2 separate regions of the Mus musculus genome follow, and region 1 is linked to region 2. Evidence: chromatin loops called from intact Hi-C (ENCODE). Cell type or tissue: heart. All regions are shown on one strand. Each heading gives the region's core, and the rest is flanking DNA. Links, peaks and the distances in the headings are about the cores only.

What was found. A loop is a pair of places that touch in the nucleus more often than their neighbours do. Peaks named below come from ENCODE experiments on the same cell type or tissue, not always from the same donor. Only the 100,000 strongest peaks of a DNase experiment are listed, where the experiment ranks them.
Region 1: a loop joins it to region 2, with 2.3 times the contacts of the local background. A loop is called at or near these places in 7 of 42 quality-filtered maps.

The regions. Positions count from the first base shown.
Region 1 is chr1:51,473,515-51,489,024 of GRCm38, reverse strand. Nabp1 (nucleic acid binding protein 1) reads left to right here and starts at 10,626. Exons shown (of 6, transcript NM_028696.3): 1 at 10,626-11,200; 2 at 11,409-11,547; 3 at 14,420-14,491. The coding sequence starts at 11,110. In heart, for the core only: a CTCF peak has its summit at 10,532; DNase peaks (open chromatin) are centred at 8,404, 10,514 and 11,244; H3K4me3 peaks cover 2,392 bases; H3K27ac peaks cover 1,990 bases.
Region 2 is chr1:51,522,389-51,539,156 of GRCm38, reverse strand. The region is part of intron 3 of Gm17767 (predicted gene, 17767); the gene reads left to right. Among named protein-coding and RNA genes, the nearest start is that of Nabp1, 52 kb to the right of the region's middle. In heart, for the core only: no CTCF peak of the experiment used is centred there; a DNase peak (open chromatin) is centred at 9,326; H3K27ac peaks cover 2,513 bases.

The DNA.
Region 1 (15,510 bases), core at 7,511-15,510, 52 kb after region 2:
TTACTCACTACCGGCCCCAATGTTCTGGGTTCCTGAATGAAATACACACACACACACACACACACACACACACACACACACACACACACACGCACACAGCATTTATATTTTGATATGTCTTAATCAGCTCAATGGCTGTGCCACTTTTTAACCTTCACGTGGCTAATCCAACTCCCTCCAATATTCCCAAGTCATTATTTACTAAAATCTGTATTTCATCTCTGCTGCCCCGGGCCATCCAGACTCCTACATGATGGCTAAGCTCTCTCACCTGCATCTTATCAGGTGCAGCATCTTTTCTCCTCCACCTTCTCCTGGCATGACAGCTCTTCCTCTTCCTTCCTCCTTCCTTGGTCCCTTGCCCTGAAATCCTAAAAGTCCCACTTCTGTCTCCCTGCCCAACTATTGGCCGCCAGCAATTTTATTTACCAATCAAAACCAACTGGGGGCAGGGTTCCCTCAGTGTCTTACTTGTGGATGTGAGGATTCTCGTATAATTTTAGGGACCCAAATATCTTAGTTAGGGCTTTTCTGCTGTGAACAGACACGATGACCAAGGCAAGTCTTGTAAAGAACATTTAGTTCGGGATGGCTTACAGGTTCAGAGGTTTAGTCCATCATCATCAATGAGGGAGCATGGCAGCATCCAGGCAGGCATGGTGCAGGCAGAGCTGAGAGTTTCTACATCTTCATCTGAAGGCTGCTAACAGAATATTTGCTACCACGCAGCTAGGATGAGGGACTTAAAGCCCATACCCACAGTGACAAACCTATTCCAACAAGGCCACACCTACTCCAACAGGGCCACATGTTCTAATAGTGCCATTCCCTGGGCCAAGTGTATACAAACCATCACACCAAATTAACATAATATCTTTAGACCAAACCGACAGAGTTGCTTTGTAGGAAATGCAGATGATACTCATACCGGGTAGGGAGTCCTTCTGGTGATCAGAAGATGGTAAGACCACAGAGGCTGTAGACTTCGTAGATTATGGAAGCCAAGTTAAGACGAATAAAGGTTTTTCATCTAAATATTTTTGTGAGTAGCGTGATGTAGCTGGAACATGGCTTCAGAGTGATGTTAGGGAAAGGCTCCATGTGATACTACAGGTCTTGGTCCTTTATCTAATTGGTTAGTGATCTCTTGATTACCATAGTAACTTTTCTCAAGATTGTCTACAGCTTCAGTGGATGACACTGATGATATGCTGCTGATGATTTCAGGTTTCAAGGAATGCAGATGTGCCTCTCATCTCGAGAAACGAGAATTTGCTGCAGTAGTACAAGAATAAGGAGGAAGCAGGTATGGGGGTATTTTAATGGAACCATGGATTTATTTATTTATTTTATGTATCTGAGCACACTGTAGCTGTACAGATGGTTGTGAGCCTTCATGTGGTTGCTGGGGATTGAATTTTTAGAACCTCTGCTTGCTCCGGTTGTTCTAGCTTGCTCTGGTCAACTCTGCTCGCTCAGTCCCTGTTCACTCCGGCTCAAAGATTTATTTATTATTATATGTAAGTACGCTGTAGATGTCTTCAGACACACCAGAAGAGAGCGTCAGACCTCATTATGGGTGGTTGTGAGCTACGATGTGGTTGCTGGGATTTGAACTCAGGACCTTCAGAAGAGCAGTCAGTGCTCTTACCCACTGAGACCTCTTGCCGGCCCTCATTTCCAGATTTAAGTAACAGCTGCAGTATCTCAAAGGTACTATGAGGGTTGTTATCATGAGAAGGTCCCTCATTCTCCTGTGCACGTTAAGCCTTCCTTGCACTCAGTTTGACTTCCTCTTAATTCTGCAGTTAATATGATCCTTGCTCTACATCTCAGTTTATCTGCCTTGTTGTTTCTATTTACTTTTTGCTATACTAACCATGGGGACTGTTTCCTATCTGCTTAGGCTCTTGGCTCCCCCTCCACTCTACTCTGTGTCCCTCTCTGTGGATTTGTGTAGAAAGGACAGTTAACACTAGGCCCACGACTGTTATTTCTAGAAACATCTGTTTGCAAGGTTGGCCACAGACTGGCATCTGGGAGCTTAGGTTCCAGGAGCGTTCCCACCATTCTCTGAATTGGAAGTGTTCAACTGTGCAAACAATGCAGTTCAGATCCAATACCTTTCTTCTGCTGTTCGGGGACTTGGTATTGTACCATGAAGAGAGTATTAGGAAGCTCAGCCCTCAGTAAGAACCTCAGGCACCAAGTCTGCAGTGTGCGTCCCTGGCGGGCAGCATTTGACGCCCTGTGTTGTAACTTGTGACTCCTGCAGGAGCAGTTTGGACACAGCTTCCTGCAGACTTTTTGCTGTGTGCCTTTTCCACGTGGTAACTCAACTATGCATGTGTCACTGTCATAGCTATGGGTCAGACTGTAAAGAGAGTCCTTCAGCAAAGCATTGAGTTGGACTAGAGGACCCCTAACACACCTTTACTTCTGGCCTTTTCCGTCACAGCACACCACTGGGCTATCACACACTGATCTCTTTTTGGCTCTTTCTCCTTGTATTGTACCACTCCCTTCCCCCATTCTAGTTTTGCTGGATTCCTTCCTGTTCACCAGACATTCCCTAAATGCCCTGCTCTACAGCTTCTGGCTTTTGTCCTTACATTTTCCCCTGCCTGTGCCTTTTATCTCAGACCTATGCTTGTTTTTTTTTTTTTTTTCTCCCCTCCCCTCTCCCCACTGTGTTTCCATCCATGTCTGCTCTTCTTCAGGGATCCACTTACCAATTTCTGACTTGGCTCATGCCTCTCCCTAAACCCCCTTGGATTTAGGACGAAGCACAAACCAATACAGCATGAGAGGCGGGTGTGTGTTCTAAAAATTACCCCTGACTGGATCTCCCTCCTTGTCAGGGGAGATAAAATGTAACATTTGAAGCTTTGTTAGTTGACTTTTAACATAAAGCCATTTGGGGATAGATGAGCCAATGAAGCGACAAGACCAATCCTTCAGAAACCTTTTCAGTAGTTTTTTTTTTAAGGCTTATTTTTTGTTTTGTTTTGTATTAAATTATGCGTACATGTGTCTTCAGGTTTTGTGCATGTGTGTGGATGTCTGTGGAGCGCAGAGGTATTAGATTCTCCTGGAACTGGAGTTACAGGACGTTGTGAGCCATCTGGCACAGTGCTGGGAACAAGCCTCAAGTCTTTTGGAAGACTGAATTTAGTTAGCCACCGAGCCCCCTTGTCAGTTCCCACCTCCATTCCTTGACAAATGGTGGAAATAAACATTTACATTTAGTCCTTCCCTCTATGACTACAATTAGTGCCAATTTTAACTAATCCAAGCCCAAATATGTCATCTGACTTTTGAAGCCCAGAGTAGAGCACTAGTACAAACCATAGTACACAAATTCCATTCTGGGGACAAAATAGGAGGTTACAGGGAGAATGGTGGGAAGTCTCAGCCACCCACCACTTTATAAGACAAGCATTATAGTATTGTACTCCAAGGAGTCTTACTTCCCATATCCCTATTTCCTTAGATCTAGGTTGGACATGTGATTGGCTTGGATCAACAAAATGGAACAAATGTACATTTTTTTCTAGTTCCAGATTCTATGCCTTTAGAGACTGTGAAGTGTCTACTACCATCCTGAAACCATGCTATCACCTTGCTGTGAAACCTGGTAGCACATTCCAGAGGACACAACACACTGTGGGGAATAACAGGTGTCCCTGTGTAGAGCCAGCATCAGCAGCTAGCTAGGTGAGTGGCTCTTTAGAGTCAACACCAGGGGCAGATATGTGCTGTCTCCTTAGGCTCTTGAGCCTCACATGAGCCGTCAGATGACTTGAGCACATGAATGTTTGCAGGCAAGGCCATCAGGAGTCCCTCCTAGTATCCTGAAAGTATATAGTTGCTGTCTTTAAGTCGCTAGGTTTTGATGAGCATTTTTTATGCAGCCAATTCATACCCAAAGATTAACCCTAGTGACTATTTCTTGCTATAGCAAGAGCCTAAAAGAAAGTTGGAATGTGTTGACAAAGAAGCAGCTTAGTTAGGTTCAGTCGTTCAGAAAGAGAAGCCACAATCTCAGCTAACATCTTGGAGCTTACGTTAAATGAAGAACACAGCCAGTGTGGTGGCTCATCCCTGTAACTCCAGAATTTAGGAGACCAAGACAGGAGGATTGCTTTGAGTTCAAGGCCAGTGCAGGCAACATAGTGAGCTCCAAGCTAGCTAGCCTTTTTACAATGTGATAGTCTTGTCTAACAACAACAACAAAAAGAACACAATGTTCAGCAATGATTCAGAGCTTCAGAAAGGAGAGCTAGTAGTTCTGTCCCAAGAACGATGGATAAGAAATGGAAGATCTGATCCTCCTTCTGTTGTCTCATTTTCTGACCTTGAAACACTCTCTGGCCTCTTGGTGCCCCATTTCTTCAGGGATAGTATAAGGCCCGATCTACTCCTTACTCATCATTCACGAAGCTGGGTAGCCTTGTTGTGGGGGGGGGGGACGACGCATTTTAACACCCCACTCATTTAGTACAATTTAGTTTTTGAAAAGTCATTGCTTTTGAAAAGATTGCTCTTATAATCTGAAAGCTGCATTCAGAGGCTGAAATGTGCCCTCCTGGTGAAGTTTTAATCTTTTGTGCTTTAAAGATAAGTCATTTGCCTTGAAATAGCTCTTTCCTATTAAACATGATCACAACAACCCAATTTTGGTGGCCTTAGGTGATGATAGTGGGGGATGGCAGTGTGTATTCACGGTTATTTGGTCTAGGGTATTGAACCCAGGGCTGTCTGTAGGTCAGGAAAGCACATCTTCACTTAACCACACTCAGCCTTGAGACTTCTATTTGTTCACGTGGACCCATTTGCGTATCATAACATATGTATCTTTTTCATCTAAATATAACTACATAAAGATTCAGTGGCGTGACTCAGTTGGTAAAACTATTGCCACATAAACCTGGTGATGTGAGCTCAACATCTGGAACCCATATAAACAAATATGGGTTCCTTTGAAAGCAAAGACCCAACACTCCACCATTGTGCTCTGACCCTTCATAGGCTCACTGTGGCGCATGCGCCCCGAACCAATAACGAATGCTAATAGAAACAGCCATGTAAAAGAGCTGGGATTCAGACACTGTTGTGGATGCCAAGAAGTACATGCTGAAAGGAGCCTGATATGGCTGTCTCCTGAGAGGTCCTGCCAAAGCCTTACAAATACAGAGGTGGATGCTCGAAGCCAACCATTGGACCGAGTTAGAGAAAGGACCGAAGGAACTGAAGGGGATTGCAACCCCACAGGAAAAACAAGATCAACCAACCAGTCCTTCAAGAGTAAATACTTCGATGTAAATACTTCGATGGATTCTTGCCTCACAGTAAGATCTGAAGACTGCACAAACTTGTACATATGGTTTGCTTCCTTCCTTCCTTCTTAGCTTTTAGACTCTCTTCATTCACTGCTTTATCCACAGAAAACTATTTCTAGAAAACGATGCCTGAATGTTTTTAAATGGCTCTTGCTCTGTGACTGCTGCCTAAAACCCAATATCCCTTGTTTCCTCCCTTCTTTCTATGAGTGTTATCCGGGACCCTCTGTAGCCTACCTGTAGCCTTCAGGCCCACCTGCAGAATCCCTGAGCACTATGCTGCCCTACCTATAGAATCTTGACTTTTTTCACCTTGCTATTCATGATTCTCTAGTTACTATATATCAATTTGTTCTGTGTACACCTTTAGAATGTAAGTTGCATTAAGTCAGGGATTTTTTTTTTGTACTTGTTTTTTTTTGTTTTTCAGATGCAATCTCAATCCTAACACAGATAAGTTCAGTATCAATAGGTTAACAGTTATGTTTAGTGCCTTTATAAAGTACACAGGGAAATGCATTTTCAAAATTCCCCAGTGGAATCTGATGAAGCCATACTCAGTGTCTTCACTCCTAAAAACTAGTTTAAGGAAACACTGGTCCAGGGAATGTATAGGGAAGTGGAAAACATTTTTGATCTAACACTATCTCCTATCTGGCTGTGTTTTTCAGACTCTGGTGTACATTGATGGCCATTACCTGGGGGTGTTTTCTAAACATGTTGAATGTTGATATCTGTCTCAACTTGAGAAAGTTCAATTGTGAGTTGTTTATCCTTTCCATAGTATTATCTACTGTTGGTGATCGATTGGAACATAGGAATTCTTTAGTAACTCTAGATGGTTTTCCTGTTAACATCTTGTGGCTTGTATTTTTTTTTTTTTTTTCGAGATAGCATTTCTCTGTTTAGCCCTGGCTGTCCTGAACTCCCTCTGTAGATCAGGCTGGCCTCAAACTCAGAGATCTGCCTGCCTCTGCCTCCTGAGTTGTGGACCACCACTGCTCAGTTTTATTTTTTTCATCTACAAAATAAAAGGTTTTCAGTCCCCACTTCTTTGGGATTGAAGGCCATCAGAGGATATACAATCTCACAGAGTAAGAACTACTGAATTCTTGGCCAAGGAGACAGCCATTATTGAACTAGCTGGACCACAGCCTATAAGCCACTTTAACAAATTCCCTTTTTAATGTCAATTCTGTTCATCCAGAGAACCTTAATACAGAGCACCGACTCTTCATGGTGATGTGTGGGTGTCTATGTGCATGTGTGAACTTCACAGTGCCCCCAAATAAGAGCTGGGTATCCACTTTTTATTGTAGTGAAGTCAGAATTTGGTGATCTTGACCTTGTTTTTCCTTTTGTGCAGTCTTGATACATAGCTGAGGCTGTCCTTGCATTTGTGCCTAAGCTTCCCAAGTGCTGGAGATTACAGGTCTTGGCCAACAAACCAGCTTGTAAATGGAATTTTAGGACAGTCCTGAAACCTAGTCAACATGTGTCTGGTGTGAGGATAGAGACTGATGCTTCTTTTAAATTTTTTTTTTAATCGTTTTGGTATGGCTTGTTAAGCAGCAGAACTCTGAGATCCTCCCCACTGAGTTTTTACATTATTTTATGTATTTGCTTGTACATTCAGTTTTACAAAGGACACCAGGAAAATGTTAAACAGTAGCAACTCTTGGAAACATCCAGATTAAGCATTCTCACAGTTCTGTAAAACTGTGACCTTGTGGGAGCTCCAACTGTGACCTTGTGGAAGCTCCAACTGTGACCTTGTGGAAGCTCCAACTGTGACCTTGTGGAAGCTCCGACTGTGACCTTGTGGAAGCTCCAACTGTGACCTTGTGGAAGCTCCAACTGTGACCTTGTGGAAGCTCCAACTGTGACCTTGTGGAAGCTCCGACCTATCCAGGCTCTTTAGACATACGACTTGGAGCATTGTCTACAACATCCTTTAAGTATGAAAATCATGATATATATACTTGAACCAATAATATGTTATTTGTTTCCATATAGTTCTGTTGGGCAATATACTTTTGCTTTTTTCCATAAATAGCAAATTCAGGAAACTATTGAGAGGTAAGATATACTGAAAACATAGAACATAGAACATAAAAGCCAAAACTGTTTCAGAACATAGACGCCAAAGCTGCCTACCTCATTATTACAGAGTAATATGCTTTGAATTAATCTACTTAACAATGAGTTTCTTTCCAAGAGGAACTAAAATTTCATTATCCTCTAGAATATTTCACTGACCTCCAGCCCCAAGCAGGCATTGGGGATTATTCTGAATTACAAATCCTTCAAAAAAGTCAATTACAAATTTAGATAACTAGTGATTTACACATTTTATATTCTTTTAAAGAAAAAGTTTTATAAGCATAAGGGTTTAAAGCTCAGATTTTTTGGGGGGGGGGGTGTCACGAAACATGTATCATTGAGAGAGCTACTGAATCTAATTGTGAGGAGTGTTCAGAGCCAGATATGTAGTAGATGCTTAATGCATGCCAGCATATACTCTAGGGAATGGTTACATGAGTATAGCAAGTTTTTATCTTTTTATTTTTAATTTTTATGAGTACTGGTATTTTGTCAGCATGTATGTTTATGTACCACAAATATGTATTGCCTGCCTGTGTATGCTGGGAATCAAACCCAGGGCCTGCTCGGGGAGAGCAGCCAATGTTTTTAACCATGAACCATCTCTCCAGCCTCAGCAAAAGTCTAATATATATATTTATTTATTTTTTTCTGTGAGATGGTTCCCTTTTGTAGCCTTGGCTGGGCTGGAACTCACTGTGTAGACCATTTAGCAATTGATCTGCCTTTGCCTCTAGTGCTGCCTTAAGAGCTTGGACCATCACACCCATAGTTGATTTTATCCTTAATCAACTATAATCTTTGAGAAGTGACTTAGGAGTTGCTGAAACCTATGCTCTCCATTGAACTGTGTGTTCTTGTTGCAGTTTCTCAAGGCTGCCTGTGGGTTTGTGAGAAAGTGGTGCCATTTTTATTGTGGGAGCTCTGTGCTAGGGGAGGAAGTGAGAGGATCAGCTGAGTCTGTCTTGGGTGGAGGGAGGGCCAGGAAGGGCAGGGACAGAGGGACAGCCCTGTGCAGTAGCTTCTGCTTTTTAGAGTGCCTGCTTCTCTCTTCTCTTCTCTTCTCTTCTCTCTCTCTCTCTCTCTCTCTCTCTCTCTCTCCTCCCTCTCTTGGCATGCAAGTGTGTTCTATTGAACATAGTTTTTTTTTTTTCATACCATATATTCTGATTATATCCCAACTCCTCCCAGATCCTCCCTTCCCATCTAAATTCACTTTCTCAGTTAGAAAATAAACAGGAATCTAAAAAATTATAATAAAACAAACAAAACATAAGGAAAAAAAAGCACAAGAATCAGATGGACACTGTGACACTCTTTCAAACACACAGAAATAGTACAAAACCAGAAACCATAATATACAATCAGTAAGGACCAGTCAAAACAGTCCCAACGAGACGTTAGGAGACAAAGAACCTCCCAAAATGTCACTGAGTTGTTTTTGTAGCCCAGGTGAAACTGTTAGAACTAATATTCATTTGTGAGCCGTTAATCAGTTGGAGATGTCTTCTGGTTTGGGGATAGGGTGCATGAGTCTGTCTACCTCTCCTCTCAGTGTTGGTCAGCCCCGAGAACCCACCTAGGGCACACCCCTACAGGGCCTGGTCTCTTAGTGTTTGGGACCTCTTTAAGGAATGTGTATATAAATAATTCTGAGCATCCCTCTTAGTCCTTTTTATGAGGGCAAATGGTTGAGAATTCAGGGAGTGGCTAGGTCCCCCACCCCACCCCACCCCACCCAGATCCCTGGCCACAACTTTGCTCTATTATATTGTTTGTTTTTCAAGGCAAGGTTTCTGTGTAGCTCAGGCTGACCTTGAACTCACAGATTGCCTGAGATTCCTGAATGGTGGGATTAAAGGTGTGCTTCACCTCTAGGCTGCTCAATGTTCTTAACATGGCTTGTTATTTATTCTTAAACTTTTCTCTATGCTGTTTCTCGGTATTATCCTTAAAAAGAAAAAGAAGTGTGTTTTTGATATATACATTTTCTATTTTCCACAGTATTTGCTTATATGATTCTCTAACATGCTAGAATATACTCTGCTGTTCCCATTTCTTCAATCTGTTTTGGAGGGTTACAATCATACTACTTAAACATAAAATACTTCTGGTTGAAGCCTCCTAGGGTCAAGATTGCCTAAATTGAAATCCAGTTTGGTTATTCTCTAGTGAGTTTTATTACTTGTAAACGGGGGTTAAAATTATCACTCACCATGAGATTAAATAACAGGTAATTATTTTCAATAGAAAATTGATGAAAAGAAATACTGATCACAGATCTATTTGCGACTGTACTTGGGCAATTTATTTATGACCCCATTTTATCCTCTATGAGGCAAGGATCCTAGTTTTATTGTTCAGATTGTTAAATTCTGGCTAGGAAGCTTAACCAACTAATTTCAAGGTCACACAATTAGCCTCCAGCTTGTTTGGTGGCAAAGCACAACCCTCCCTTTCAGGTTTTGTTTTAAGGTTCCCCTTCACCAGTGTATGGTTAACTCATCTTAGTTATATAAAAGCCAAGTGCAATTTAAAGAAAAGGGTTAAGGAAAAAATGAAATATCTGTGGAACTTAACTATGTATGGCTATTATCAGCATGAAAAGAGGTTTATTTACAAGTTACTTTTAAAAAGACCACCTCGTGTTTCTGGATCCCAATTTAAACACCTCTAAAGTACGAAGGTTGATCGCCAAGTTGCCTGCGACTGGGAACCACTCTCTTGGAAGCCTCGGACACCTTTAGTTCGCCCTTTTTTCTCTCTCCTTGATCCTGCTCGATCACTCTCTCCGTTCCTTCTCAACTGCATACTTGCTCTAACCACGGGGTTCGGAACATCTGAGTTCCACGTGATCGCGGGACTGAAGGGCAAAGGTGGCCTTACTGAAGGATCCTGAGGAATTAGAAGAAGCCAGGTCTCCCTCGGAGCACCAAAAGACCCAGCCCTACAGAAACCCGGAAGACGTGGAGCGACCAGCGGGAGGAGGGTGTGGCCGAGAGACCATTGGTCGGCCGGGAGGCGGTGCTTGTGCTGACAGTAGGGGAGGATCCAGGGAAGCTGCGAGCTCAGTGGCGCTGTGTTCCGCCCCAGAGGCGTGCTAGTGGGCGTGGTGACGTCGCGTGACGCCACAAGGGGCGGGGCGCGGCTTAATAAAGCCGGCCTGAGGGAGCGTTCGCCAGTTGCTGCTTGGGACGCGGGCTGCGCGGTTGGTGAACAGCCTTGCCGTTTTGCTGTCACGTACCTTCCCTGAGCCTGGGACGGAGGGGGCGCGCGCGTGTGCGTGTGTTGTGTGAGGGACAGCGGGACTCGGGCAGGGCCGTCTCCTGATCCCTTTTCCCTTAGCGGAGGCGGCAGTGCGCACGCTGGTTTGCTCGCCGCCCACTTGGGAGCGGGCTCAGGGTGCGGAGTGCGTCTTCGGTTTTGTTTTTTGGTTTTTTGTTTTTTTTGAACTTGTGAGAGTCTTTTTCCCCTCCCTTTTCCATTTTTATTTTCTTTTGGCTCCGTGCCTCTAGGGCTGGTTTACCCGGCCCCTGAATTACCGCTTCCTGACCCCGGTCGCCAATCTTGCCCCAGGTTGCTCCCCGGCTCTGCCCCTGCCCCTCCCCGAGGGTGGGAAGCCTTGCCTAGTGGGTCTCTGAAGCGTAGCCGCACCTGCCTCAGTATGCACGGGGTCAACGACCCTCCACTTTTTATAAAAGACATTAAGGCCGGACTGAAAAACTTAAATGTCGTCTTTATTGTCCTGGAGATAGGTAAGTGAGGTCCGCAGCCCGCCCCACACCCTCGAGAGCTCGGACCTCTTCCCCGCCCGCGACCCCACGTGCTCCTGGCCCAGAATCCTACCCGGGGACAGAAGTCAGTCACGTAGCGAGCCAGAGGAGGGTGAAAGAGCTCCCTCGAATGAACTCCTTATCTAACACACCTTTCCTTCTCCCCTTTTTGATTTTTAAATCTTCACAGGACGAGTGACCAAAACCAAAGACGGCCATGAAGTGAGATCCTGCAAAGTAGCTGATAGAACGGGAAGCATCACTATTTCTGTGTGGGATGAGATCGGAGGGCTCATACAGACAGGGGATATTATTCGGTTGACCAGAGGGTAGGTGTGCATAAATTGGGGTAGGTGTGGGTTTGGCCGACTTCGGGGTTCTGAAGTTGTTTGGCTCTTCCATGGGCCACTTCAAGAAGGGAGCTGTTTTAGTGGACCTCACTGGGAGCAGCTCACCTTCACAGCTAATTTGTTTTAGGTAGGGATTTAACTCCCCTCCAATTTTAAAGGTTAATTTTATTTTTGAGAATACCGTGTGGAAGTCAGTGAGCATTTATCAGTGAGGCTGATAAAAGATCACATTACCCTTTCCACCCTTTCTTGGAGACTGGGTTTTTCTGTGTAGCCCTGGTTGTCCTGGAACAATTCTATAGACTAGTCTGTCCTCGAACTCACAGAGATATACCTGGAAATCAGTTCTGTGTGCCACACCAGTTGGACACATTTCCTTTTTAATCAGTTCGTGTATGAAGTATAATGTCTTCCACCCCTTTCCTTTTTTGGTACCTTTTTTTGTACTCAATACTCATCGTTGTGATATGGACATGAATGAATATCTGGAATACTCATTCTTGAAAATGATTTCATCTGTAAGATCAGAGTTTCACAAAACCCAAAATAATACACAGTGGCAGAAGTTAATCTTTGATTCATTCAGAGTATTTAGTTGGTTATGGAGTTGGAATACTTTTTTTCATAGACTTGAAAATCTTACCAAATGTTGGCCTTAAGAAAAGTTCAGGAAAGAATCTTAAAAGTAGAATATGGAAGCTTCTGTGATTGGGAGAATTGTAATAATTTTATTGGTAGCCATCAGAAAAATAGTTGACAATTGCTGCTGAGCTAAGAGAATGGTAGAAGTATTGAGTCTTTGGGCAGGAGTTCTTTGATCCTATCTCACAGGCCTTACAACATTTTCAGGAAGTGAGGTAAGGTATCATCAAAGCAGGAAGTGAGAGTCAGAATTTAGGCATCTTATTCTCAGACATTGAGTCATTGTGACACTAAATTACATCTTTTTAACGTCCATGTCTTTTCCCCCCCAAAAATCACTTCTTTTGGAGGTTATGGGGAGAACTACAATACTAATACTAATCATAATATATGTTTTAATGAAGTTACCCACCTTGGTAGTTGTACAAAGAAACATTGAAAAAGCCAGACTTTGGTCTGATTCTGCTAATCTAGATTTAATGATGTCATTCACATTTAAAATTGCTCACACTAAACAATTGGTTTCATTCTGTTGATATTAAAAGTTGCAAAATTTGGGGAAACCAGCAGGGCAAGAAGATTAGTGGTCTATCTTTTTTATAGCTGCTTTAGAAAGTGCCAAACTTTGAGGAGCTTGAGAACTGCTGTCTGCAGAAGTAGACATAGTACTGTTATATCATCCTTGGCCATGTCAGTAACACAGACAATGCTGGTGTGTTGGCTTTATGTACCTTGTGGCTGAAAGGCAATACAAATACTGAATTTTTACTATTAGAAGCTCCTCCTTAGAATACACTTTGAATTCTATTTCTTTGAGTGTGTCTTTTGTCCCCTTCCTAGGCTCCTCTCCTCCTTAACCAAGCTTCACACAGGTGTTAATACCCATGCCAGTCTTCAGAGAGTAGAAAACATGTACGTTCTTCTAACTGTAATGGAGAGAATTTTACAGATGTTTTTTTTTTTCTTTAAAGTTTTTAAAGTTTATTTTATATATGTGAGCACACTGTAGCTGTCTTCAGACATACCAGATGATGGCATCGAATCCCAATTCAGATGGTCGTGAGCCACCATGTGGTGCTGGGAATTGAACTCAGGACCTCTGAAAGAGCAGTTCGGTATTCTTAACTGTTGAGCCCCTTACAGATATTTCTTCTGTTGAAATAGTCTGTTTTAAAGTAATTTTAAGGTGAACTTTAGTTAACCAATCAAACCAATTCTTCACTAAAAAAAAACCCATCTTTTGTTAACTGCTGATAAAGTCATTAATCATCTAGAAATAACAATAAATATGTACTTTACCAGAACACTACTTCTTTCCACTCATTCTCCTTGTACATAAGCTCAAATTTGATTTCATGTTTCAGTTTTCTCAGTTCTGGGATTCAAAATGTGTGTTACCATGCCTGGTCAAGATTTTATCAAACTATGCATTCCAGTTCCTCCTGAGGCTGAGACAGGAAGATGGCAAGGTTGGGGGCTACTTGGCTACAGAGCAACCAACCTGGGCAGTTTAGGGAGATGCCTAAAAATCAGGTTTAAAATCAAGTTCTAGGAATATAACTTAGTGACAGAGTGCTTGCCTAGTATGTTCAAGGCCTGAGATCCATCTCTAGCAGTAAAAAAAAAATTTTTTTCCTAGGGTTGTTATTTAGATGATTATGTCTTTTTTTTTCTTTTTCCAATTTTTTATTAGATATTTTCTTCATTTAGATTTCAAATGCTATCCCAAAAGTCCCCTATACCCTCCCCCCTGCCCTGCTCTCCTACCCACCCACTTCCACTTCTTGGCCCTGGTGTTCCCCTGTACTGGGGCATATAATGTTTGAAATACCAAGGGGCCTCTCTTCCCAATGATGCCCGACTAGGCCATCTTCTGCTACATATGCAGCTTGAGACACGAGCTTTTGGGGGTACTGGTTGGTTCATATTGTTGTTCCTCCTATAGGGTTGCAGAGCCCTTCAGCTCCTTGGTTACTTTCTCTGGCTCCTCCCTTGGGGGCCCTGTGATCCATTCAATAGCTGACTGTGAGCATCCACTTCTGTGTTTGCCAGGCACTGGCATAGCCTCACAAGAGACAGCTATGATGATGTCTTAATGTGGCAGTAGAATTTTCTTTGTATAATTTCTTATTAGAGTTACAGTTACAGTGACTGTATTTGACTTGACATGGTGAGTAGGCCCATGTATAAAAGTATACATTCCCTCTAGGTATGCATCAATGTGGAAAGGATGCCTGACACTTTATACTGGAAGAGGTGGTGAACTTCAAAAAATTGGAGAGTAAGTATTAAAGTGCATTTTGTTTAATTAAATTTCAAATAATGTCTACAAAATAATTGGTAAGTATGAACTATATATAAGCCACTAATTTTGCCTTTGGAGACTTGGCTTTATGCCATAGGTAGGTAACTGTTTTAAACACTATCAGGTCTGCTCCCTTTGAGAAGGTAAGCTTTTCCTAGCAGACCTGTGTTTAGACCAGCCCCAGTGGGGTCCTGTTTAACTTTAGAAAAATGTGTTTTTCAGGTGTCATTCGAAGTACACGCTCTTGATTTACTAAAATAGAATCTAGAGATGGGTTTCAATCTATAGCTTAAATATTCATTGTCTCTATGGATGAATTTGTATTAGAGTTAAATGGACTTTCAACAGTGACAGTTGAAGCCTTCTGTTTGTCCTATTCTATGTACAGTTCAAGCAGCCACAGCTAGTGTATGCCACCTGGTAATTAATGACTTCCTCCCCGACCTGCAGGAACATATGGGAGTGTAAAGGTGCTTTGGTCTCCATGCTGGCTTAGCTATCTGTGTTTCACCCATAATGATTCAGATTGTTAGTCTAGACTTTTTGGTTGCTGATGCTTAGGTATATCTTAGTGCCCATTAGATTGGAGGATATTTAAAAAGAGAAGTCACAAATAGAACTGAGAAGAGAGCGAGAGAGAGAGAGAGAGAGAGAGAGAGAGAGAGAGAGAGAGAGAGAGGGAGAGGGAGAGAGAGAGGGAGAGAGGAAGAAGAAGGAGGAGGAGGAAGGGAGGGGAGGAGAGGAGAGGAGAGAGAGAGATGAATTGTGTCTTGGTTAATATGAAAGGGAAAAAGTGTAGTCTGATTAAACATCAGAATTTGGGTTACCACTTCACCCTCATCAGGAAGGTGATTGTTGGGACTCCTGCTGTAAGTACAAATGTAATGCTCTTTAGAGTAATGTGTTATGAAGGTCTTTGGGGCAGAATTGTAGGATCTGGCTAGATAGTCATGGATACAGAGATTCTACAATAACGGAGGTCAGGTAAGTGAAGA
Region 2 (16,768 bases), core at 5,350-13,349:
ATTTCATTTACTGAGCGATAATTCAGCATAGTTTCCACATTTCTAAACGTCAGGTTTAGTGAATGTTCTGATGTTGTGTGTTAGCAGCTGTGTTTCTGAGACCATGTAAAAAGACTGGAAGAATGTGATGGGTGAACAGAAATTTAACCTTGGGGGATACAAAGAGAGGGGAGAAGAATGGAGAAGGGAGGGGGAGGGGAGAGGAAAGAGAATGAACAAAGAACAGTGAGACACTTTAACACCCTTTGAGGCCATCTCAAGTTCAATCATATCATAGTTAATCCAATTTTGAATAAGATTATAAAATGAATATTCAAGACAGGTCAAAGAACTAATGGCTTGTAAAGAAGCCATTCACATTTAAACACTGACTGAGTGGTTAAAAAAGCTCAACTTCTTTGGGATGTCTTATAATTAATGCACAATTAAAAATTGGTCACATGTAATGTAGGATTATTCTACAAGAGTGAGGTTTAGAAAGGACTGTTTTCCATGAATTTCCTAAAGTCACAAGTGTTTATATAAAAAGGCCAAAGACATTTTCTATTCTGAGATAAAAAGACTGAAGAAAATAAGTACTAATTCTTTTAAAAACTAAGAAAGAAGAGAAAGATTTAAAAAAAAATTGCTGACCAGAAACCCTGGGAACCCAGCAGCATTTGTAATATAGGCTTGGGGGAACTTGAAGTCATGATAAAGTAAGTAGGCCACATCATGGCAAGACAGGGAGACCACAGCTGCCTTGTGAGACAGATGTACCTCCTAGTAGTGAGATGTATAAGTGCTCACAGTGCTAGTGACCAGTGCAGATCAGAAACAGCCTTCAGCCAGTGCATGTCAGGACACATCTTGTTGCCATGTGATGCGCATGTCTATCCAGTTTGGGCCAGGTGAGTTATGGAAAGTTTTCTATTTCACAAATGTTTTGGGGCTTCGGAATTGGTGGGGAAAGGACTGCAAGCATATGCTGTGTTATGCAATAGCAGTGATGGCGATTCTTGTGTAACGAGGGCACACAGTTGGAAGATTAGGACAAACTTACAGTAATGAACAAGAAAGCAAAATGGGAAATAACATCTTATTATTTATTAAATGGGGATGAACACAATGTCTCGCGATAGTCCTCGGTAGAAGTGAAACTTCTGACAGGTTGCATTAACAGAGAGTACTTGAACAAAGAATGAACCATGACTCAGGCAGCACTCAGAACCAGAAGAGGGTCAGAGAGCCCTGCTCACTAGGATAAGTGAGGAGGCTCTATTGGCTGGTTTTGTGTTACCTTGACACAAGCTACAGTCATTTGAGAGGAGGGAGCCTCAACTGAGAAAGTACCTTCCACCACAAGTTTGGGCTATAGGTGAGTCTGTAGAGCATTTTTGTAATTGGTGATTGATGGGGAAGGATCCAGCCCATCCACCATTGTGGAGGGTGCTGACTCTGGGCTGGTGGTCCTGGGATCTGTAAGAAAGCAGGCTAAGCAAGCTAGTAAGCAGCACACTCCGAGGCCTCTGTATCATCTCCTGCTTTTCAGGTTCCTGCCTTGACTTCCTTCTATAATGAACAGTGCTAAGGAAATGTAGGCCAAACAAACTTTTTCCTCCCCTAGATGCATTTGGTCATGATGTTTCATCGCAGCAATAGTAATCCTGACTGAGTCAAAGGCTAACAAACCAGGCAGAAGCAAAATAACAGGTACCACCTAGTTGACTACAGTGTGTATGTGTGTGTGTGTGTGTGTGTGTGTACACGTGTGGTGGGGGTGGGGTGGGGTGGGGGCAGGGGGGATGGGGGGGGGAGTGTGTTCTGCCTCTTTTGGATGTGATGAATTGACTGCCTGTGGTTGGCTGAAATGTGACTGTCACACTCCTTTGGCAGGTTTGTAGTGTGCTTGCACACACACTGTTAGTTTTTAGTTTGTTACATAGGAGTCCCAACTTCAGTGGTGACCTTTTGTTTCTTTAGCCATACCTTATATGATAGGCAGTGATGACAGGCAAAGAAGAAGGGTCTGGCAGCATTTAACAGCTCCTGAATTCAAACCCTTCATGAGACTATCTGAAAAATGGACACTGAATTTTAAAAAGAGGGCTGGAAATGAAGTTTACAAATGTACAACACTCTTGCCCAATATGTACCAAGCCCTAGGTTCAATCTTCAGCTACACACACACACACACACACACACACACACACACACACTCACACACACACACACACATAAACATTTATTAAAATGTTTAAAAGAAAGGAAATAAAAAAAGAAATGGAGGGAGAGAGGGATAAACCTCTAGCTACCATGATTAAGGTATGAGCATATCACTCATGTAGTATGTTTGGTGGACAGCAATAATGTCAATACGTTATGTAATGGACACTATTTTCTAGTAGCAACATGCCTCTTGTGACAAGGCCTGGGCCCCAGAAGACTCTTGTGTTAGCAGCTTACCTTTCAGCTTGGTGCTCTTGGCTGGTAGTCAGACCTTGAAGAGGTATGGCCTAGTGGAGGTTATTAAATAGATGGCCCTTGTAGTGCCTGCTACAGAGAATCGTGGGCCCCAGAGCTTCCTCCTTTTTCACTGAGAGTTTTGTTTTGCCTTATGCATCTATTGTGCTTTTACTTTGCCATAGGCCTAAAAGCAATGGGCCTGTTAATCATGGCCGGAAACCACCCAAATAGTTAGCCACAACAACTTTTTCCCCTTTATAATGTGACGGCCTTCTGTGTTTCAGTTCTTTTGTCTATTTGTCTTGTGGGTTTTAAGGTAAGGTTTTTCTAAGTAGTCCTGACTGGATTTAAACAAGGTAATCCCCCTGTTTCACAGCCTCAGTCTCCCAAATGTTAGGCTTACAGGTGTGAGCCATTATGCCCAGCTAGGTCTTGGTAATTGTAATGGAAAGCTATCACCTCTCTCAGGGAGGAACACATTGCAAAGGTATCTTCTAAATAGGATCTTGCCTGAGTGCCACCTTTGCATAAGAAAGTCTTTTCCATTAAAACAACTGACTGGTTTTTCTGCTCTGGCCCAAGGCATTGACTTTCTACTTTGTTTTGTGTGATTGTGAGTTTTAAACCAGTCAATGTAGAAAATTAGGCCCAAGCATTCTTTCACATCTTGGTTCAGAAAACTCTTTTCTTCTGTGGTTTTCTGAATTAATCTTATTTCTTGGTTGTCATATCTCATAACTCACTCTTCTCTATGCTGAGTTTAGAGTTTTGTTTTTTGTCTTTTCTACTGAGTGGCATACCAAGGGAGAGCCAGCCCTTCTCTCTAGTGTTTACTGCAAAAGTAAATTTTAAATTATTGAAATATTAATATTCAAAGGTAGGTAGCATATGCGTGTGTGTGTGTGAGAGAGAAATAAGTATGGAGAAAAGAAAATTCTCAGAAACTTATTGTGTTAATTCTGCCATCTAGAGACAATGCTACTAAGTGTTAGTCCAAATGACTTTCTATTCAAATTCTGTATGATGTGGGGGAAATTTTCCATTTAGTGAAAGTCAGATAATTTTATACATACATTCTGCATCTTGATTTCCCCCCAACTATAGTGATCTACCATAAACATCTCATAATGTTACATTCACTTTCTTTTTCAGTAAGTTGTGTTATTATTTTATGGGTATGCATGTGGTGGATGGTGCTTATTTGCGGGGTGTGTGTGTGTGTGTGTGTGTGTGTGTGTGTGTGCACATGCACTCCATGAGGGCAAGAAGTACATGTTGGATTTTATCCGCTATTCCTCTATTTGTTGTTATTTAAAGTTTCCTTATTTATTATTATTGGTTTGTATGGTCTGTGGGGGAGGGTGTGCACATGCCAGGGTGCATCTGCTGACATCAGAGGACACCTCTGTGAACTCAGTCCTTTCCTTGTACCTTCACTTGGATTCCAGGAATTGAACTGAGGCTTTCCAGCTGCCATGGCAGGTGCTTTAGGGTAGCCATCTAACCAGCATCTTATTGGTTTTTGTTTGTTTGTTTTTTGTCTATCTATCTATCTATCTATCTATCTATCTATCTATCTATCTATTTATTTGACAGGATCTTTCACTGAACCTGGAGTTTTTTGGCTGAATCCCTGCTATATAGTGAGTTCCAGGTGACCTTGGGCTGCAGAATGTAGAAAGAGTTGCCTCATTCCATCAAATCCAAATGCATAAACTGTAAAACATCTTGCTTGTGGATATTAAAAAGTAGAAAAAAATGTGCACATTAATCTGGAAGGTTAAGGTTTAGCCAATTTGACCAGAATGAGAGTTTTTAGTAGACTGAGCTGGTAAATAAAACCAAGAATAGAGAGCTCTAAGCACAGAGAGTCGTACATACCAGGGTCAATCTGAAATGCGCTGTTTTGGTTCTTTTCCAGATCTTTCTATTCTTCTTATCACAAACTGGTAACTGTGCTGGCTAGATTTATGTCGACTAGACACAAACTATAATAATTCCAGAGGAGGAAATACCCCAATAAAATCAGCTTATAGTCAAATCTATAGAGCATTTTCTTAACTAGTGATTGATATAGGAGGGCCTAGCCCATTATGAGTGATACCATGCCTGGGCTGGTGGTCCTGGGTTCTGTGTGAAAGCAGGCTTAACAATCCATGATGAGCAAGCCAGTAAGCAACACCCCTCCATGGCTTCTGTGTCAACTCTTGCCTCCTGGCTCCTGCCTTGTTTGTGTTCCTGTCTTGACTTCCTTTGATGATAAACAGTGACCTGGAAGTGTAAGCCAAATAAACCTTTCCTTTTCCCACTTGCTCTATGGTCACGGTGTTTCCTCACAGCAATAGACATCCTAACTAAGAAAATAGCTTAACTGAGGAACATGAAAGTCTGTGTTCTTAGAGTTCTTAATGTCTTCAAGCCATTGGTCCACCTAAGATGCCACCTCATTGCACTGCTCTGGTATAATTTCTTGTGCCAGGTAGTGTGACGATACCCAATAGTCCACACATCACAGTTCATGTGCCCTGCTTGATGACTTTTCAGTGGCCTCTTCCCACCGTAGGTAGTGTTGCCTTGAATTCTAAGTCAAATGTTCTTGGCATCACCGAGATGTCACCTTCTGCTACCTGGCCTTGTTTCTAGTTCATGGTTATGATTTTCTGTTTGACATCTTGCCTGGACAGAGCCCCAGCCCAGGCTCTGGAGTCCTTCTTCAGAGGATATGAGACTTTCATTCCCTCTAGCAGTAAACAACTGGAGCACGTACAAGGAACCAAGGCATTTGGAGTGCTGGTCACAAAACACATCTTTTTATGCATGCAGCCAAAGCAGCTAAAACTTAAAGCCCTAAGACTGAAACCTGACATGTGCTATTAATCTCAATCTTTGTGCAAAATAGCCTGACAAACTCAAGTGGGACAGACCATTGCTCTAGATATACAAATAAAACCTCCAGTCCTTAACATCTAAGGGCGGTATTCCTAGTGCCAGTTAATGTTAACTATCCTGTTATCCAGGACACATACAAGGAATAAGCAAACAGACAAGGTGAGCTTTGCTCACAAAAAGTGGCTGATAGCCAGCACCAATTGCAAACAAATATATTAATGAGACCTTGAATAATTCTTCTTCATTTTTCCAACTTAGTTGTTAAAGAATGAAGATCCCAAAGAAGCATTCCCCACTATGTTCTGTAAGAAGAATTCCTGAGTGGCAGGAACCACACAGGAAGAAATGTTCCTTTTGGAGTAGTTTGTTACACAGCAGGAGATGACTAATGTGGAAGTATTTTCCTATTCTAGATCTTGCAATTTTTAATTGAGTTATCAATGTGAATTTTATGATTTTTTTTTGCATTTTGTTAAAATAATACTGAATTCTCTTTTATTGTTAGCTGTGCTACAGGGAATTATCAGGGTCCTCTTGATGATGACTATCAAGTTTGAGTCTAGGGAATCCTTTTATATTATAGGGTCTTTAAACAAATCACTTTGTGGAGGTTATTTAAGGGATTGGAAAAGGTTTGTTTATTTATTTATTTATTTATTTATTTATTTAGAAATGGCAAGTGTTTCAGGATCTGTAGGTCACTGTATCTCATACATTTCTTATTTTGCAATCCTTTGAAACTATCCGTATAATTCTCAGCTGTATCTTACTGTTGCATGCTGTGAAGAGACACTACAACCAAGGCAACGCTCATGAAAGAAAGTATTCAGTTGGGGGCTGCTTACAGTTTTAGAAATTTTTAATGGTGTGGATGGCAGCATGTAGGTAGACACTGTGTGATGGCTTATATATGCTTGGCCTAGGGCATGACACCATTAGAAGGTGTGGCCTTGCTGGAGTAGGTGTGTTATTGTGGGAGTGGGTTTTAATGTCCCTGGATGCCTGAAAGCCAGTCTTCTCCTAGCAGCCTTCAGATGAAGATGTAGAACTCTCAACTCTGCCATGCTCCTGCCTTGATGATAATGGACTGAACCTCTGAACCTGTAAGCCAGGCCTAATTAAATGCTGTCCTTATAAGAGTTGCCTTGGTCATGGAGTCTGTTCACAGCAGTAAAACCCTAACTAAGACTCACTGGATCAGTGACTAAGAGCTACATCCTAATCCTTAGGTATAGAGAGATACTTGGGTTCTATCTGCTTTGAAAACCTTAAAGCCCCCCCCCCCACACACACACACACACTTCCTCAGAGATCACACCTCCTAATACTTTTCAAATAGTGCTATTCCCTAATGACTAAGCGTGAAAATACATGAGCTTATAGGGGACATTCTTATTCAAACAACCACAGCCTGTGAGCTAGTCAGGTATTGTCTGACACGCTAGGCCTGTTAGCTGGCATTTGCTGCCCAAAGTGCTTTACATTGTAGGTTTTCCATCCTGTCTGAAAGGACTGTGAGTTATTCCCAGTTTTACATGAGTCTCGCTTTTCTGCATACTTTGTTGGTTCCCACCCATATTGCACATAAACACGTAACAAAAACTGTCCAGTTCTCCTTAATGTCTTCTCCCACAACAGCCATCTAGGTCATCATCAGTGACAGAGATAAATGCTATGCTGCGATGGCCATAGACTTAACAAGATTTCCACTTGATCTTAGTTAACTCTGAACACTATAAAATGTTCCTCTTCAACATGCCTGGTAGTGAGCATGTACTTTTGTTAGTGATTTTCTTTGCATTTCAAGACAGCCTATTTCACTGTTGAATAGCAATAATTATCAGAGAATGTACTTTATAATAGCCTAATATGTCATTCCTCATCATGATGATGTTTTGGTTCTCATTATATTTACTTATTTTTTTATGTTCATAATTGATTCTGTCTACAGATATCTGATGAGTGTGTGCAGTATGCTGGGCTCTGTTCTGAACCTGGAGCTGCAGAGGTGAAAAAGAATTTGGTGTCAAATGAGCTTTTCGTACCTTTCAGTTTGGGTGGAAAGTTAGCAAGTAATCAAAACTATGCAAATTTGTATAAAATTACAGCAAGACAAATGGCATGAAAAGGGTAACGTGAAGAATTTAAATAGAGTACTTTCAGATAGTCCATTAGAATAGTCTATCCACAAACTCAGAAATGCAGGATGTTATCAAAAGCACATTGTTGGCATGCTTGCAGGAAGGCAGGATAAGGTCAGGGTGAGGAAGTGTCCTTCACTGTTCTTGTGAATAGTTGCATTGTTCCTTGCTCAGGCTTCCCAAGGCCAGAAGTTTACAGGTTTCCAATGAAGAGGTTTTTTTTTAATGAAAGAAATAGAATCAGTTTATACAAAATTTAAGTGTGGACTTGACATTGACATTTCAGTAGTTTCAGGGTAAATAAATACATCTACTTGGTGTCATGAGGTTTCAGCCCCAGGGACCCCAGCCATACCATGACAGTGCTTTAAAGAGTCTTTACAGGTTGTGTAAAACTACATTTTCTTCAAAACCTGATACTTTGAGTTCATCAAAATCTTGGCTTAGATTTGAGATCTGATCCTGTATCCTCACCCCAAACTGGCTCTGCAATAGGGTGCATAATAAACCAACAGTAGTGTGCTGACTCCTTTGGTAGGTATGCAGGTGAGTGGGTGCATCACAGAAGCTGTGAATGAATTGGATTTCAAAGTTAAATCTTGGGCTGGAGAGATGGCTCAGTGGCTAAGAGCACTGGCTGCTCTTCCAGAGGTCATGAGTTCAATTCCCAGCAACCACATGGTGGCTCACTGCCATCTATAGGGGAATCTATGCCCTCTTAAGATAAGAATATATATATGCAGCAGAGCACAAATACATTAAATAAATAAAATTAATAAAAAGTTAAATCCTGAACCAAGTTAAATACTCGATTATTTTATTAAAGCACTTGTAGGTCCTTGAATCAGAAAAAAAAAAGTCTTACGAATGAAAGAGTGGACATGAGTGATCATGCTAATCAAGGACATCTAGAATCCCCACCCTTCTGAACTGCCTACTCGAACCTCCTTATCGTGCTCAGAGCAGGCTGGTGAGAGGGGAAGGGCCTTAGCCCAAAAGTACACACAAACGTGTGGCACACTCACTGAATATCACAAATGAAGATTCCTACCCCACAAACAACCAAGGCAGAACCTCCAAAGCCAATTATGGTCTGATTCACTGCTCTAAACCTGGAACAATACAACAAAAGACTAACTGTGGCCCTGGGAATGAGCCAGCACTCCAGCATGTCGGGCATGGTTGCCTGGGCACATTATCAAGCTTGCAGCAAGCTTTAATTAAAGCTCAGGGCAGGTGAGTTACGTGGCTCAAGTCCTTGCTGATCTGTTCCCCAGAAGGGTAAAGTCAGGTGATATTAAGTGGTCAGCTTATGGCCACCTGGTCGTGCTCTGCTGTGACTGCCTTTCCAGTCTGTCAGGTTTTCTGGAATCTGGTGAGCAACCTCTGCCTGGCTTCAGTCTCTGCTCACATGTTCTTGGGGCTAATGTCTCAAACACGTCAGCTCATTGCCCTAGGGCCATAGGGCTCAGCCAGGCCATGTTTGGACTTGCTGGCCTGTTTGGGATTCAGGCCACAGGGGATGTTTCTGGGTCATGGGTAAGGGTCCAGGAGCCAGTTAGATCCTGTTTTAGCATACCCACCAGGCATGATATAGACACAAGAGTGGGGTTTTTCTAGTAGGAGACAGTTCACTTTGCAAAGGAGTCTGAGTGAATGCAAGGGTGTTCTGTTTTAACACCAAGGAACCGCAGCAGGAAAAGAAATAACTTTTCTATTAGTGTGTTCTTAGGAACTGCCACTACTTTTAAGAAGCTAGCAAGAATCTGTCGCTGGGAAGGAAGTAAAGACTCCAGTTCCCCTGGGGACATATGAAACCTCAGAACTTCCTTGTGCTGTGTGTCCCCCGGCTCCACCCATATTTCTGTGGTGTTTTGGCTTCTCTTTCATGAAGGAGTTCTAATCAAGAAGGGGCTGGCACCAGTGGGTCGGAACTCAGCTCATCTTGGATATCGTTAGGAATTTACTGCCTATGGACAATCTGCATTATTATTATCCAGCCAAACACAATTCAGCTTTGTGTGTGTGTGTGTGTGTGTGTGTGTGTGTGTGTGTGTGTGTGTGTGTGTTTATGTAAGCATGTATTTATGTGTTTGTTAGTCTGGCCAACATTTATATAAGGGACAATATAGTTTATTATTTATTAGTCAAAGATTTATTCCATTTTCTTTGTTCTAAGCAAGTACTTTCTTGATATATTTTCTTTACTATCTTTCTTAGTGTACTCAAAATTTCATGTACACAGTGATCTTCCATAATGGTTTTGGTCTGAAGGTACTGCAATGACTTAAACTTTAAAAATTGTTAATCTCTTTTATTTATTTATTTATTTATTTATTTATTTATTTAGAGACAGGGTTTCTCTGTGTAACAGCCCTGGCTGTCCTGGAGTTCACTTTGTAGATCAAGGTGGCCTCGAACACACAAAATTGATCTGTCTCTGCCTCCTGAGTGCTGGAATCAAAGGTGTGTGGCACCAATACCCAGCACTTTAGATGTTTTGTTTTGTTTTGTTTTTTTGAGACAGGGTTTCTCTGTGTAGTCCTAGCTGTCCTGGAAATCACTCTGTAGACCAGGCTGACCTCAAACTCAGAAATCTGCCTGCCTTTGCCTCCCAAGTGCTGGGTAGATGGCTTTTAATGACTTACTTATTTGTGTGTTGGTATAAAGGTCAGACTTGTGGGAGTTTGTTATATTTGTTTCATCTTGCTAGTATATGATTTAGACTTTTCTTTTTTGTACAGAATCTGTCTATTTAGCCCAGGCTGTCCTGGAATTTGCTAAGTGCTAAGGAGAACAGATGGCTCTGAACAGTCTGCCAGCTGGGATTAAAGGTGTGTGCCACCATTCCTGGCTGTATTACACTTAAAAAAAACAAAAACAAAAACAAAAACCAATCGCTATTCAAGAAAACAGTGGCTAAGCTAGCTTGCTCCTTACCCTTTTCTTCTCTTCCTCCCACCTTCTTTTCTTGGGTGTCATCAGTTATCTTGCATGTTGTCAAAGCACATTTTTTCTTTTTTGCTGAGCCCTTCCTTTCTCTTCCAAGATTTGATAGTACAATCTGTACATTAGCAATAAGTGCCTACGGAGGAAATAAAAGAATTATCCTGAGACAGGCTTGGTGTGGGGAGCCTGCAGGTATGTCATGATATCCCAATTTCTGACATGAGACAGTATCAGGATACTACACTATGAAGGAAAGCTGCCTGTGTAGGGTATTAGCCAGCCAGGGCTGTAGAAGTGATGGCTTAAATGACAGAAATATATTTTCCCACAATTCTAGAGGCCAAAATCTCAATATCAAGGTATCTACAGGGTCAAGGTATCTACAGGGTCAGTTTCTCTGAAGACTTCTCCCTTGGCTGATAGACGGACTGCTCCCCCTGATAGAAACTTGGTCTTCCTTTGCATGCCTGTGTGTGCCTCTCTCCCTACTGCATTGGAGTCTACTCTCATGACTCATTTTTTGCTTAGAGACCTAAATCTAAATATAGTCCTATCATGGCTGGTAGTTAGGGTTTCAATATATAAATTCAGAGAAGAGAGGACAGAATTCAGCTAATGATAATGTAATAAGTCAGTTCCTAATCAATGTCCAACTCGAGTAATGGAAAACTAGACCCCAGCAAAGCCGGAAGTGCAGACTCAGAGGCAGATTGCAGAGCTTCACTGGGGTTGGCTGTTGCAAGGCCCTCCTGTTACAGATTGCTCATTACAAGCATTAAAATAAGCTGCCATGCCTCTGGCCATATTGTCCTGAACAGGCCTGGTCTCCTCTAAACAAGCTGCAGAACCTGACTATCTGGAGTGAGGACCAATCAGGAGAGATCTGCTAGGGCCAGATGTGCAGGGGCAGGCACTTAAGCATCGAGCGAACAGCGGAGGGATCATAAGAGGACAACCCTGTGTTGTGGACCACGATGTCATGGGATGAGACCACATAGTCACAACACTCCTCAATAGCTGTCTGTAGAAACCTGAGAGTAGAAGGCTGTGGAGATGTTCCCACTTAATATGTAGGTAAATTTGTTTTTCCGTTTGAAGGAGAGACACTAATGAGTAATTCATTTCTGCCAAGTTAAAATTCCCCAGTTCTTCTGGGTAAACGCTAACTGGTTCGCCTTGAAAATCACACGGACTTTTCTATGGCTCTGTTCTGAAGGCAGGGCTTTCCTACCTTCTTGCTCCTTAGGTTTAGATAAAGATACCAGAGGAGATTGACACAGAGGCACTGGAATTCTCTAACTGTCCCTACATGTTCATCAAGACACTTCATTTAAGCTATGCCTCTGTCATGGGCAGTGAGTTGCTATTTCATTTGCTTCTATATTTTATAAAATATAGGTTTACACATCGGTTAAAAATAGTGATATAGTTAGTGGAAAAGTTTAAAATGAATGTACCACAATGTTCATTATCCTATTTTTGTATTTCTTCATGTTTGGGGGCACTGAAAGCATGAAACACGCTACCAACCTGGGCCTTTCTTATCGTAGAGAGGCCCACACCTGAGCAGACTATGTGCCTCTAACTGTGGGAAAACTACTAAGATCCAAGTCCACCATGACCAGATGGTCCCTGAGCTAGGCACAAAATGGGAGACTCCCTTGTTAGGAGGTTTTCTCCTCCTTAACCTTGTCTGGGGGATTCTGAGCACCCACACTTACTTCTACCTGAAAAAAAAAATAATGTAAGACAAAAAACCTGGAGTTCTCCATGCTAATGAGGTATCTAGATAGGTTTCAGTGTTCAGCCAATGAGCTTCCCTTCCTGAGCATTCCTTCCCCCAAAAAAGATATTTAATCCCTGGTTCACCTTGAGTAAGATATATACATTCACATCTACGATCAAATGAAAACTGTTTGGGCAAGCAAGGACTGTCTCTTCATCCAGGATCACTTTCGGGGGAGGCCTTTGTCATAAAGAACTGCAACTAAATCTCCCAGAGAAGGCCTCCTCTCTCCCAGCCCCTCTGTACTCTGGGCACTCACACCAAACCTGGTTCAGACCCCGTTGTGGGCTCAGCCTTCACCTTCCTGCCTGGCTCATGGACTCCCTGAGGGGAAGCATGGGCCAGAGAACCCATCCCGACTCGCAGTGGTACCCCAGTGGTGCCTGGGTACACAAGAGACTGGAAACCACAGCAATCCTCCCAGATCCTGCTGTTCCCACCTGAGAAAACCCAGCCTGAGAACTCCCATTACAACTGTGTTCTGCCTCTACAGAGAGGCTTGCTGCTGCTCTGGCCCACCTCTATCTTCAATATCGTTATTTGGGAAGCTGTTTTGCTCATCTTAAAAGATTGTGACCTTAGTTCCCATGGCTGCCTGCCTTCCACCATAAATGTTAGCCGTGGGGTCAAATCCAAGGGCACTCCACCATGGCTTTAATTTTCACAACCAGCAAGAAACAGTCTAACTATATCTATACTTTTTTTTGACTTGTTGGTTCATTTGAGGTTTTTATTTTTTAATTAATTAATTAATTTTGTAGTGTTTTTTTTTTCAGCTACCTTCCAAGGTAACCCTGAGAGTATTCCTATGTTCAAAGAGGAATGCCCAGAATGCATTGCTGCACAGTGTATGATTCACTCTTGGCTCAGTGATACATATTTCTGGGGTGCTGGCAAGAGGGAAGGCCTAATACCTCCTGTTTGGCAGTTATAGACTACACTGAATTCAGAGATGGGGAATGGTGGTCATAAATGCCTCTTGCTACCTGAACAGACATCTCACTACTCAGGGCCAGTGAGCAAATCTATTCTGTGGAGAAGGCAGATGTTAGTTGAATGTTGTCTCTACTTGTTTAAGACAAGCCTATAGAATATATTTACAAAAATGTTTTTCCTTCCAGTTTGCCTCCTGTCAGTTCGTAACTACAGAAGATGTTGACAAAGCCTGAAATGGCATCAAAGTCATGGGTAATGAGTCATAAAAGGATCTAGTCAGAGTTTCTTAAAGGGCCACTAATACAAAAGCAGTTCAAAGTTCTTAGAATTGGTAATGACATTGAGGTCACAATAATTCACCTCATTCTTTTTCAAGCCTTTCACACACACACACACACACACACACACACACACACACACACACACACACACACACACAGAGGCAGATGGACAGACAGACACACGGCATTTGTGTCTCATAATTTTTACTTAAGATGCAATAAAACCATCCCACTCCATCTTTCCTCCACTCCATTTATCCACTATGAAATTATATATTGAAGTCTTAATCCCAGTATACCACTCTAAGCACCAGAAGGAACATGTCTAAGCCTTTAAGAACAAAGTCCAAGGTTTTGTTTTACTCTGTCTCATATACTGTTTATCTACAACAGATAATCAAAAATACTCGTTATACTAAATCTTGTTTGTGTAGCAGTTGAGAAGTTCCTTTTTGCCACCACAGGTAAACATATTAATTGTTGCCCAAGCAAACTGGACTGATTTCCAGTAGAAATGAAGCAGAGAGGAAGTGGTTTTCCTGCCTTAAGAAATAAGGATTGGCTGATGGTGGTGGCTTGCTTGCTCTTCCTTGACACAACAGTGAGATCCTTCTATATTTATGACTATCTTCTACCAGTTTGTCTCCTCCAAAATGGAGACAGCTTCCAAAGTCTTAGCCAGTTACAACCAAAGTCTAGGGGTGTATATTTCTAGGAGTTGAAGGGTCGGGGGATGACATGACAAATGACAACATGACTTGAGTCTTTGAAATGAAAACAAAAGCTTCCAACTACCTAGATAGAATCTCAGTGCTGAGGAGTCTAAAAATGGAAGACCCTCCTTGTTCTGGCTGGCTTTGTGTCAACCTGACACAGGCTAGAGACATCAGAGAGGAAAGAGTCTCAGTTGAGGAAATGCCTCCATGAGCTCCAGCTGTAAGGCATTCTCTCAATTAGTGACAAATGGGGGAGGGGCCAGCCCATTGTGGGTAGTGCCATCCCTGGGCTGGTGGCCCTGAGCAAGTCATGGGAAGCAAGCAGGTAACTATCACCCCTCCATGGCCTCTATATCAGCTCCCGCCTCTGGGTTCTAGACCTGTTTGAGTTCCTGTCCTGATTTCTTTCAGTGATTAACAGCTATGTGGAAGTGTAAGCTGAATAAATTCTTTCCACCCCAACTTATTTTTTAGTCAGGGCATTTTGTTGCAGTAATAGAAACCCTATCTGAGACACACCTCAAAAACAACCAACCAACTAGTATTCTTCAGAACAAAAAGCAAAGAGACACTGATACTGATACAATGTTGAAGCGCCTTCTTAACTTATGCTAATGAAAGGAAAGTGGATGCACAGGTTCTGTATATTATGTGACATCATTTATATGAAATTTTCTGGAGAGACAAACATGTAAGAAACAGAAACTATAACAGTGGTTGGAGGATGGGGCAAGACTAGGTATTGAATATAAAAAGACCGAGTAATCTTTAGGAGATGACAGAAAGCAAATTTTACGTAACTATAAATTTCCTAAAAATCACCAAGCCAGGTGCTTTGAAATAGCTATGAATAGTTATACTTCCAAAAAACTAAAATAGATTTAAAACAAACAAACAAACAAACAAACAAACAACCAAGACTGAACAGATAACGGCTTGGCTTGATTGCCGTTAGCTGCAGGCATTGGCTTACAAATCCTAAGCAGATCACTTACCATACAGCTACCTTTTCCCCTTAATTTACAGGCAAAGTAATTGGCTATCTCTGTTGTTGGAGAATACAGGATTTAGGCTCAATAAAGCCAAAGACATGTTGTTAAGTTCCTCGCTGTGTGCAGAGGAGACACTGGCTAAGCCATTGAGTAGTGCACCTGCTTTTCTCTGACCTAGCAGGATATTCCAGAGGATGGCACTCCTTTTCAGTGCCCTCCTAGATGCTCCTATCATTGTGTGCATGCTCTCGAAGTGCGCTGCATGAGTGTGATTGGCCTATCTCAATCTGAAGGGATGAAGACAATGCCTGTTAAGCCAGAACTATTTTGCCTTTAAAGATGAGACCATTTACTCCAGCACCTACCCCTTACTCAAAGATTCATCCTCTCCTCCTACCTAGAGAAGAGGAAAAGACACATTAGGAACCATGGAACCCTATGACTTTCATCTTGCCCTTTTAAGAAATGTACTGGAGCTTGGTCCAAAACAGGTAGAGAGAAATAACATGTGCTGTGCAGGGACTAGGCAGAGTCCATGGAGCAGTGACTTTGGCAAGGAGACAGTGGGTATTTCTCCATCTGTAGGAAGAAAACGGTTTTTCCTACCAAACTGGTAAAATTAGTATGTACACACCATGCTAATTTGGAGTTCATAGAAAATTACGAGCCCGAGAGTCTAATCTGGGTGGCTTGCTTCCAGTGGTGCCTCTGGGGTCTGTTCTCTCTCCAGCAGTCTAGTTCTTCTGCCGTCTCCCCAGCTAGTTCTTTCTTTTAATGTCTCTGACTCCTCTGCCTATTCCTAATCTTGTAGACTGTGCATTTGTTTCCCCTTTTTAACTTAACTCCACTTTTTCTTACTTAGTTGTATCAGGAGCACTTCCCTTGTGTCCTTGTACTTACCTGTAATCCCAGTGGAATGCTAAGGTTGTGTGGTGGTTTGAGTGAGAATGGCCACTTTCTGGGCTAATATATCTGAATGCTTGCTTACCAGTTGGCAGAACTGTTTGGGAAGGATTAGGAGTTGTGACCTTATTGGAAGAGGTGTGTCACTGAGGGTGTGTGTGTGGGGTGTTTTGAGGTTTCAAAAGCCCATGGCTTCTCTCTCTCTCTCTCTCTCTCTCTCTCTCTCTCTCTCTCTCTCTCTCTCTCCTGCTTCCCTCTCCTTTTCTCTCTCCTTCTGTCCCCTAATTCTCCTGTCCCTCTGCTTCCTCTTAGAGACAATATTGCCTTGCTGCTATACTACCTCCATGACAGTCATGAACCCACCCTCTGAAGCTGTAAGCCTCCAATAAACATCTTCTTCTGTATATGGTCTTGGTCATGATCCTCTTTACATCAATAGGAATGCAACAGAGACGGGGTGGCGGTGGGGCTTGGGGGGTGGATTGCTGCAAACTATAAATTACTAAACTAAAAGTAATAGATCTACAACTTTGACAGATATTGAGTTCCTGACACAGAATCATAAAGTTTGTGGTGTTGTGATGACTACCAGATCTCTAGAACTGTTATTCTGTATAACAGGTACTTCACACCCCTAACAGCTCCATTTCTGCTCCCAACCCCTGCCAACAGGCATTCTACTTTTTTTTTTTTTTTCCTAGAGTCTGACATTTTAGATACTTGCCACAGA